Regions from separate parts of the Homo sapiens genome. Here region 2 is linked to region 1. Evidence: chromatin contacts called from ENCODE Hi-C or POLR2A ChIA-PET data. All regions are on one chromosome and are shown on one strand. Each heading gives the region's core, a stretch centred on a gene start or an enhancer-like site at or near the end of the contact. The rest is flanking DNA. Distances are from core to core; before and after follow the strand shown. Region 1 has its middle 130 kb from the start of USP12-AS1. Region 2 has its middle 9.8 kb from the start of LINC00412.

Evidence for each region. Hi-C counts contacts between places; a loop is a spot of excess contacts on that map. ChIA-PET counts read pairs that join two places held with the same protein, here RNA polymerase II (POLR2A). Pooled maps may share reads with other maps.
Region 2: a pooled map shows a loop between it and region 1 (2.0-fold over the local background). The contact joins two enhancer-like sites. A Hi-C loop is called at or near these places in 3 of 50 pooled maps. POLR2A ChIA-PET finds 5 or more read pairs at or near these places in 3 of 52 experiments (MCF 10A, PC-9 and activated T-cell).

Annotation. Positions count from the first base shown.
Region 1 is chr13:26,995,627-27,001,490 of GRCh38, forward strand. No RefSeq gene overlaps it. Among named protein-coding and RNA genes, the nearest start is that of USP12-AS1, 130 kb to the right of the region's middle. RefSeq lists an enhancer at 1,710-1,979. Within about 2 kb of position 1,870, at least 4 of the 41 ENCODE cell types and tissues checked have a DNase peak (open chromatin) inside an H3K27ac peak, as active enhancers do.
Region 2 is chr13:27,224,771-27,230,062 of GRCh38, forward strand. No RefSeq gene overlaps it. Among named protein-coding and RNA genes, the nearest start is that of LINC00412, 9.8 kb to the right of the region's middle. Within about 2 kb of position 2,366, at least 2 of the 41 ENCODE cell types and tissues checked have a DNase peak (open chromatin) inside an H3K27ac peak, as active enhancers do.

The sequences.
Region 1 (5,864 bases), core at 620-3,119:
TATTTCATTGTGTGCATATGCCACATTTTGAATTTTGAATGAATTTTATCCATTCATTCATTGTTGAGCACTTGGATTGGTTGCTTCCATGTTTTAGGTATTGTGAATAATGCTACTATGAACATGGGTGTACAAATATCTCTTTAAGACCCTGCTTTGAGAATATACCCAGAAGTAGGATTTTTGAATCATATAGTGGTTCTATTTTTCATTGTTTGAGAAACCTCCATACCGTTTTCCACAGCAGCTGCACCATTTTCCATTCCCACCAACACTGTACAAAGTTTCCAAGTTCTCCAAATGATCACCAACACTTGTTATTTTCTGTTTTTTGTGTTGTTTTGTTTTGTTTTGTTAGTAGTCATCCCAACAGGTGTGTGGTTTTATCTCATTATCATTTTTATTTGCATTCTTCTTATGATTAGAGGTATTGAACACTTTTCATGTGCTTATTGGCCATCTGTATATCTTCTTTAGTGAAATATCTATTCAAGTCCTTTAGATGTTTTTGCATTGAGTGTTGACTTTTTTGTTGTTGAGTTTTAGGAGTTCTCTATATATTTTGGATATTAATCCCTTATCAGGTATGTAATTTGCAAATATTTTCTCCCACTCTGTAAGTTGTCACTTTACAGTATTTATAGTATCTTTTGATGCACAAAAGTATTTAATGGTCATGAAGTCCAGTTTATTTATTTTTTTAACCTGTGCCTTTGGTGTTATACAAAGGAAATCATTAGCAAATCCAATATCATGAAGTTTTCCCTATGTTTTCTTATAAGAGTTTTATAGTAATAGCTCTTACGTTTAGGTCTTTGATTGATTTTGAGTTAATTTTTGTATATGATGTTAAGTAAGGCTGCAACATTATTCTTTTGCATGTGAATATCCAGTTTCCCCAGCACAGTTTGTTGAAAAGACTGCCCTTTCCCCATTGAATGGTCTTGACACCCTTGTTGAAATCATTCAACCATATATGACAAATCAACCAAAAATGGTTTATTGGGCTCTCTATTTCATTCCATCTGTCTATATGTCTCTCTTTATGCCACTGCCACACAGTTTTGATTAGTGTAGCTCTGTAATAAGTTTTGAAATCAGGGAGCATGTGTCCTCCAACTTTGTTCTTTTTCAAGATTTTCTTGGCTGTGGTATTTTTAGCTTTAATTTCACCATCTGCAAAATGGGGATGATATTTGCACCTGCCTCACTGGATCACGTGTGTGTGTGTGTGTGTGTGTGTGTATTAAATGAGGTAAGATGCGCAAAGCACTTAGCATTTTGCCTGGAATATAGTAAGTTATATATTTAAAATATTTAAAATTTCTATTAACATAAAATGATACAAAAATTCTTTAAGGATTTATTGCCTCTTCCAAACTGTGGAATTCCCACAACTGTGATGTATCTTTTGTGACACGTACATCTCTGAGAAGACTCATTTAGAATCTATTACTAAATACTAGGGTACATGTCAGCTTCCCTGTGTTTACTGGTCCCATCTCAGCATGAACAACTCTAGACTAGGGAAGTCACACCAGTGTTCAAACCAAGCTTTGCCACATCATAACCAAACCCCAGGATGAGACAGTCTCTCTGTGCTTTTGGTTTTTTAATATTTTTTAAATGGGCATAATAATACTTTCTTCAGAGTCTTTTAGGGTGGGGGCAGGTGAGGGTGAGTTTATGTAATGTGTATGGAAAGCCTTAGCTCTGCACCTTGCACAGTCAGCACAAAATAAATTCCTCCTGCCTGCCCATCTCTCCCTGTCCCCTTTCAATTCTGCTTCAGACAGCTTGTTTCATAGCTTTTCTGCATCTCCCATGAAAGAGGCGCATGCCACGGTCTCTGACATGAGAGAATTCACTATCTCTTTAAGGAAACAAGAATAACCTCCTAAAACAGAAGCAAAACAACCCCACATCCTGCCCTTGAGGAAGCGCCACGTCCCTAAGGGTTTGAGGAGTTGACCACTGGTTCAGCAGTCACCAGGCCCTGCTCAGCCAGGCATCTGAAGACCATGGTGTTCTATGTTCTAAAACACGTCCCAAGGGCTCATTTACATATTCATCAGGAAGTAGCAATTGAGGGTCTGCCACCCAGATTTGGACCCACCTGTCCCCCTGTCTCATACGAAGGCAGATCAGCACAAAAATACAATCCAGAATGATGAGTGCAGTGGGGTTAGAGCTGGATCTAACACCAGCCTCCATCTGCTTCTGTTTCCTGAGCTTCTTCAAGGAAAAAAAAAAAAAAAAAAGCTAGAAACACAGAATTTTCTCTCTCTCTCCTTTTTTTTTTTTTTTTTTTTTAGGCATCTGGTCCTGGCTGGAGTGCAGTGGCAAGATCTTGGCTCGCTGCAACCTCCATCTCCTGGGTTCGAGCAATTCTCCTGCCTCAGCCTCCCTAGTAGCAGAGACTACAGGCATGCGCCACTATGTCCAGCTAATTTTTGTATTCTTGCAGAGACAGGGTTTCACCATGTTGGCGAGGCTGGTCTCAAACTCCTGACCTCAAGTGATCCACTCATCTCGGCCTCTCAAAGTGCTGGGATAACAGGCATGAGCCACCACGCCCAGCTGAAACACAGAATTTTCCTAGTGAGTTAGGTCCAAGTGACAGAGCAACCCACAAGTTTTCCAGGTACCGTGTTATTGTGTGGATGCCCCCAGCTTGAGGTGCAGATTGTCTGGGAAAGCCCTGAACCCTCTCCCCTCAGGCACGAGCATGAGGCTACCTGAGGAGGGACCGGAGAGGTGGGTCAGCAGTTCCCTCCTCTCTGCTGCCCAGAAGTTCGACAGGAAAAACAACATCCTAAGGCACCAGCAGTCGTGCAAGAACAAAGCTTCCAGCCCAAGGTTCTTCGCACTTCCTCTTCCCTTGCTCCACCTAAGTCTTCGTCTCTGTGAAGTGATGTGCAGTTGCTGTGCTGGGAAACAAATCTCCTGACTCTGACATAAAAGGACGTGTTTTGTGCCTTGCTTAGTTTCAAAGGTGAAGTCAATAAAACATCGATGATGCTGGCACCATGGACAGGAATAATGCCCCCAGGGCCCCTTCTAATTATTGGCTGTAAAATTTTGTATTCCGCCTTGAAAGAATGTGAACAGTTACTCTGTTAAATTAATGGGAAAACTGTCCAAAGTATGAGATAATTAATAGTTTATCTTCTATAATATTCTATAATACAAGACAATGAGATGATTTAAAAAAAAAAACTTCAAATTTTAAAAAATAACGGCAAATGTCCTCACCATGGAGGTTCATGAACCGGGCGTCCTTGTTCACCTCCACGGCGGTGAGATTCATTATTCCCTGGGACTGTGACACAAGGTCCTCCCAGGACATGCTGGTACCAGAGAGGAAGCCAGGAAAACAGAAAGAGCAGGGAAGAGTTCATTTCGGGAGGAAAAAATACAGCCTGGAAGCATTTATTAAAACCTGGGCTTTATGTTATTCAAAATTTGAGAGGAGAAAAGATATTTACAGACTCTGCAGCAACTATATTTTTCATCAGACACCTCAAAGTATTATTCAGATGTTTCAGATGTACTGAGGTATCAAAATTCTCAAAGATATAATTTTTTTACTCACCAAACATGAAACAATGTCTATTGATCATTCAGAAATTTTGAGGACACACAAGGACTATGGGTTTACAACAAAATATGGAGACTACAACTTATAAATTGCTAGTAAAACACAGTCTCTCTCTCTCTCTCTCACACACACACACACATATGCGCAAACACACAGAACCCACAACCCATGCCAACACCACTGCCCCTTAAAAGATGTTTAATCCATGTTCTTAACCACGTTATACAGTTTCACAAACTTGGTCACAGCTCTGAATAATGGAAATAACTCCAATAACCTTTGGAAGCTTTAGATAATTCTGCAAAACATGGCGGGACTTTAACTCTAGTAAGCGCAGGACAGCTCTGGCTCTGTTCTTTTACTACTTACATGGCAGCTTCCACCCAACCAGGATGCCACACATGGCCCATCCAATCACCCCAGCACACGTGGCGGTGAACTTGGTCTTCCTGACAAAGAGAGGCAGCCAGCTCACAGAGCAGCAGAGTGTGACCCAGTCGGGGACCCAGGGCATGCTCATTCTGCCCTTGGGAAGATGGCCAGGCCCCTTCCTGTATCTCAGCTGCTTCTCTCAGACCCTAGGTTGATGATTCCGCATCTGAGTTGCTGCTTGGGTAAAAAGAGTAGGATTGTGGGGGCATACGGACCACACCATCAGATATGGGCAACAAATATCTTAAAATGAAAAAGCAGTTTGTGACCTCATGGAGTGTGGATTCATTTCTGCATAATGCTTGTGTGTGTGTGTATTATACTCTAGTATATCTGTATATTTAGAATAAATATACAGATCTGTATATTTAGAATAAATTCTGGAGGAATATTACCAAAATGTAATTAATGGTTATGGCTTTGAGGCACAATTTTAGGATGCTTTAAGTTTTTGTTTTACTTTGATATTTAATTTTTTAATGAGCATGCATTAGTTCTGAAGAAAAAATGTTTTTAAAAAATTTTAAAGAGCAAGTATGCAAAATAAGAAGTTCAAACACATCATTTTTACATATGATCAGACGTGGTTTTATTAATGGCAAAGCGAGTTACTAAAAATAAGATTTGCCCAAAGAAGCAGAAATGAGGCCCTGTGTGTTTCCTGCCATCCCATCTTTTACTCCAAAATGAATAAAGGATAGTTCATAGGATCCCAATGTTTAAGGATGCTAATTTTTCTTTAGCTTTGACCTGAAGTTATTTATTTAATGAATGAGAAGAACTAATACATTTAATGTGGAAAATCTGATCACAATTTATACATGATTTTTTGTTTTTGTGAGTTCAACACTGGACTCTCATTTTTCTGTTCTTTTTTCATGTAATATTCCATAAACGGTTGTATTCTACCATGTCATTCAATGTCAGATCATAAGCATTTTCCCACATTGTCACAAAGTCTTCAGAGACATTTTAACAGCTGTGTAATAAACAACTGTGTCTTGGGTGATTTGGCCACTTGCTTATCATTGGCCTTTTAGGTCTTTCATCAGCTATTAGAAATAATCATTTATTCCTCAACTCATTCATCCACAAATCCAACGAATACCTCTTCAGCACTTGCTCTGCCCGAGGCCCTGTGCTAAGCACTGGGGGATCATCCAACACAGTCTCCCTAGCTGAGGACAAATGTTAACCAACCAGCAGCTGCACCGTCGCACACCGAATTGACTGCTTTGACGAAGAAGCAGAGTTTGAGGAGAAGTTAGACCTTGAGAACCTGGCTGTTAGAGGATAAACTGTGTGCATCCTCCCAAACTCATAGGGTGAAGTCCTAACCCCCAGCACCTGACAGTGGAATTGGACTTGTAAGTAGGGTCATGGCAGATTGACTCAGTTAAATGAGGTCATCAGGGCAGGCCCTAATCCAATAAGACTGGTGTCCTTATAAAAGGGGGAAATTTGGACACACACAGAAAGAAAGCCGTGTGGACGTGAAGTTGGCCTTCTAAAAGCCCAGGAGAGTAGCTGGGAATAGATCCTTCCCTCAGAGCCTCAGAAGGAACCACCACTGCTGACACCTTGACCTTGGACTTTCAGCCTCTGGAACTGGGAGAAAACTCGTACCTGTTGTTGGTGCCACCCGGTCTGTGGGGCTTGGTTTTGGCAATCGTAGAATGAGGCTTCTCTGGGGAAGTGACATTAGGCTGTGATCTGGATGATGAGGGGGAGTCACTAGAAGAGAAAAGGGAGTGATGTGTGCCCAAAGGAGGCAAGGGTCTAAGTCATCGAGGGACAGTAGGCACATGAAGGATGTTGGGTATCATTCTAT
Region 2 (5,292 bases), core at 1,116-3,615, 230 kb after region 1:
AGTAGCTGAGACTACATGCAAGGGCCGCCATACCTGGCTAGATTTCTACACTAAATTTTAAGTTATGTTAATTTTACCTCAATTAAAAATGAAAAAACAAGGCAGGGAATTCACCAACTTATGTAGGACTCCAAGATTAGTACTTTTGTAAGATATACATTTATTCAACCATCACACAAAATTCTAGTTGGTACCTACTTTGTGTAGAAAGTGCCTAAGGAAGTATAGTGTGCTCTATGTTGAACAGGAAAATACATTTCCTTTAATTTGCAGTCCTGTATTTCACTCTAAACATAAACATACACACACACAATAAGAATAGGCCCACACTTAAAATTTTGTTAAACATACCAAAAATAAGGATAAAAAATGATTAACAAATTAGAAAATATTTTTATTACTAAAACTGAAAAGTCAACTTTTATTGTTTATACAGAAAATTCTGACCAGCCCGGGCAACAGGGTGAAACCCCGTCTCTACTAAAAATACAAAAATTAGCCAGGCATGGTGGCGGTCACCTGTAATGCCACTTAGGAGGCTGAGGCAGGAGAATCGCTTGATCCCAGGAGGTGGAGGTTGCAGTGAGCGGAGATCGCACCACTGCCCTTCAGCCTGGGTGGCAGAGCGAGGCTCCCTCTCAAGAAAAAAAAATTCTTTTTAAAAATCTGCCAGTGCATTATAGAAATTTGTACATCTTTTTCCTACACCATATATCATTGGTCTGTATAAATAACTTGTTCACAATTTTGTATCTTCTGATAAAACGAGTACTTTCCAAGGGTATGTAGTCATAATTCAGGTAATGATTCAAAATGTGTTGAATCTTATGCCCCTGTGCTGTTCTCTCACTCACTCCTATGGTTTTATGCCTCCTACCCTGGATAATTTGTCCTGATCTTTCAGATTAAAGATCATGTTGTTGATGTTCTGGTAGCCTCAGCTGGTCCTTCATACCACATATGAAATTCTTTTAAAATAATCTTCTTAGTTTAGCGTCTGTCTCCCTAGAGATTATATAATTTCCCCAAAGGCATGGACTTGTTCCCATCTTAAGAGCAGGTCCCAGTATCATAGAGGCACACAATGAATCACTTAATAAGAAATGGATGAATGAATATGTTACACACAGAACTTTTTTTATATAAGAAAAGGACCTTACAATTTTTTTTTTTTTTGAGACGGAGTTTCACTCTTGTGGCCCAGGCTGGAGTGCAGTGGCATGATCTCAGCTCACTGCAACCTCTGCCTCCCAGGTTCAAGCGATTCTCCTGCCTCAGCCTCCTGAGCAGCTGGGATTACAGGCATGCGCTACCACGCCCAGCTAATTTTTGTATTTTTAGTAGAGACAGGGTTTCACCATGTTGGCCAGGCTGGTCTCAAACTCCTGACCTCAGGCAATCCACCCACCTTGGCCTCCCAAACTGCTGGGATCATAGGCATAAGCCAATGTGCTCGGCCCTTTTTTCTTTTTTTTGAGACAGAGACTCGCTCTGTTGCCCAAGCTGGAGTGCAGTGGTGTGATCTCAGCTCACTGCAACCTCCACCTCCCAGGTTCAAGCAATTCTCCTGCCTCAGCTTCCCAAGTAGCTGGAATTACAGGTGCCTGCCACCATGTGTGGCTACTTTTTGTATTTTTAGTAGAGACGTGGTTTCACCATGTTGGTCAGGCTGGTCTCGAACTCCTGACCTTAGGTGATCCGCCCGCCTGAAAGTGTTGGGATTACAGGCATGAGCCACCACACTTCACCAGGACCTCACAATTTTTAAAAAAATTGTCTTATTTCTTGTTTGAATGGTGAATGATGACGGAGAAGAGGGTGCATACTACTGAGGAAGGCATGAAGGAACCTGAGGTTCTTGAACTTGAGAGCTTAATTTTCTCCCAGAAACTTGTCAACCCGAATAGCTCCTTTCTCATTCAATTAGAACAGGGTTTACCTCTCCTTTTGTAGTTAGTAGTTTCTCATTTTTGTGTCCTGGGTTCCAAGAGCATTAGTTAAAGCTTTCCTACTTTCATAAGGGTAATGCTGATAAAATAGCCCCAAAGTGTAAACAATCAAAATGTCTTTCAATGTGTAAATGGTTAAACTGGCACATCCAAACCATGGAATACTACCAAGCAATGAAAGGAAACCAAACTGTTGATAAACACAACTTAGGTGGATCTCAAGGGCATCATATGAGTAAAAAAAAAAAAAAAAAAAAAAGGAAAAAAAAGCTGATGTACTCTACAGTTCCACTTATTTAACATTCTCACTATCACACATTACAGAGATGAAAGATTAGTAGTTGCCAGGTATGGTGAAAGAAAGGGGTGGTGTAACTGAAAAGGGTAACACAAGGGAGCTGTCAGGTGTTGGAATAGTTCTGTGTCATGAAGTAGTGGTGTGCACTCGTGCAGGAACCTCCGCATGTGATACAATGGCATAGAACTATCCACATATGTTGTACCAAAGTCAGTTTTCTGATTTTGATATTGTGCTGTAGGTAGGTAAAAAGTAACCACAGGGGGAAACTGGTTGAAGGGCACAAAATACCTCTTTGTTCTATTTTTGCAGCTTCCTGTGAATCTATAATTATCTCAAAATAAAAAGTCAACAGAAATTTTTAAAAATTTTAAAAGGAAGATTGCTAAGTTTCACAGAGGAAAGCCCCAAACCTTGAAAGGTTGGAGCATTTTTCCAGATGCACCCTAGGAGGGTGGATGCACCCAGGAAGGAAGAGCACCCGGAGGAAGGTTGCATGCAGGACCCCACTCCCACCAGAAATTTACACTGGCTCTAACCTCCTTCTAGAATTAATAGCTACCTCAGCTGTTGAGAACAGAAACAATGCTACCTATTGCATATAAGTGTAGATGATAAAGGAACCTTGGTGAGCCAAATCCACAAAGCTCCCCTAAAAAGGCTGGAGCATAGTGGAGAAATGCAGATTTGCCCACAGCCAGCCACTTGGCTGATGACAGTCTCCAGACCTGTAAGCCAAAGTCCTTTCCCCAACACCTTGTGACCCCTTGTAACAAAATCCTGAAATTCTGCCAACAGAGGTTAAAGACAAATTCTTTGGTCATTAACATAAAATGCCACCCATTCAAAATTCTAGAATAGGACTTTTTTTTGAAATGTGGATGAGAGGTACTGCTAAAAAATTTGTAATACCTCTTCCATGCTTTTCACAAAAATGAATTAAAACATTTGAGGGAAAATAAAAAACGGCAATGCTGAAATCCACTACCCTACTATCATAACACTCTGCTTCCAAGGTCCCAGTGGGCATATTGTTACCTCACTGCTATGTCCTGCTGTCATTCAGAGCACAGCCCTCCCAGGACAAGAGCCAGTGTTTATCTGTTTTAAATAGATTTATTGAGACATAATTTACATGCCATAAAATTAACCCATTTCAATGGTTTTTGCTATGTTCACAAAGTTGTGTATCCATCACAACAATCTAATTTTAGACCATTTCCATCATCCCCACAATAAACTTTGTGCCCAGTAGCTGTCAGTCCTTACTCCCCCCTCACCTCACATTTAGGCAACCATACTTCCTGTCCTTATATGGTTACCTATTCTAGATATGTCATATAAATAGAATTATACAGTACATTTTGTTTTGTGTCTGGCTTCTTTCACCAAGCATAATGTTTTTGAGGTTCATTCATGCAGTAAGTCTCAGTATTTCACTTCTTTTTACTGTCAAATAGTATTCTATTGTATAGATATATCACATTTTGTTTATCCATTCACCAACTGATGGACATGTGAGTTGTTTCCACTTTTTTACTTTTGTGAATATTGCTGCTCTGCATATTCACATAAAAATCTTTGTGTGAAAATGTTTTCATTTATATTTGATGGATACCTATGAGTAGAACAGCTGGGTCACACGGTAACTCTTATGTTTAACCTTCTGAGAAACTCTCAAACTATTTTCCAAACTGGCTGCACCATTTTACATTCTTACCAGCAACATGAGGGTTCTAGTTTCTCCACATCCTTGCTGACACTTGTTATTATATCTTTTTTATTACAGCCACTACAGTGAGTATAAAGTGGTATCTCATTGTGGTTTTGATTTGTATATCCTTGGCAACTAAGAACATTAGTCATCTTTTCATGTGCTTATTGGCGATTTACGTATCTTCTTTTTAGAAATATCTATTCAAGTCCTCTGCCCATTAAAACAATTAAGTTGTTAAGAGTTCTTTATATATTCTGGATATAAGTCTCTTAGTGGATATATGATTTATAAATATTTCTCTCATTCTGTGGGTTATCTTTCACTTTCTTGTGGTTTTTGAAATTCAAAAGTCCAATTTATTATTTTTTTTTACCAATGTGCTTTTGTTATCATTTATAAGAAATCATTGCCTAACTTAAGACCACAGATTTACACGCCATGTCTTATTCTAATGTTTACAGTTGTATCTCTTAAATTTAGGTGTGCGATGCATTTTGAGTTGATTTTTGTGTATGGTATGAGGCTGAAGGCCAATTTCACGTTTTTTTTTTTTTTTGCATATGGATGTCTAACTGTCCCAGCACCATTTTTGAAAAGACTCTCTCCGATTGAATTTTGACATCTTTGTCAAAAATCAATCGACTGTAATGAAAGGGTTTATTTCTGGGTTCTCAATTTTATTTCACTGGTCTATAGTTTATCCTTATGCCAATACTACACTGTATTGATTACCATAGGTTTGCATTACATTTTGAAGTGAGGGTGTGTCTAAGTTCTCAAACTATAGTCAATTTTTCAAGATTATTTTGGGCTATTCTGGGATCTTTTCATTTCCTAAGAATTTTAGTTTATCAATTTATGCCCAGCCAGGTGTGGTGGCTCTGTAGTCCCAGCACTTTGGGAGGCTGAGGCAGGTGGATCGCTTGAGCTTGGGAGTTTGACACCACCCTGTCCAACATGGCAAAACCCCATCTCTACAAAAAATACAAAAATGAGCCAGGTGTGGTGGCGCATGCCTATAGCCCCAGCTACTTGTGGGGACTGAGGCAGGAGGATCACTTAAGCCTTGGAGGCAGAGATTGCAGTGAGCCAAGACTGGGGCACTGCACTCCAGCCTGGGTAACAAAGCCAGGTGCTGTCTCAAAAAAAAAAAAAAAAAGTCCCCAAAAAAGTCAGCAGAGATTTTGATAGGATTTGCATTAAATACGCAAACCAATTTGGGGGATTTTTGCCATCTTACCAATATTAAGTCTTTCACTCTACAAATATACTATGTTCTTTCATTTATTTAGGTCTTCTTTAATTTCTTTCAGCAATGTTTCTTAAGA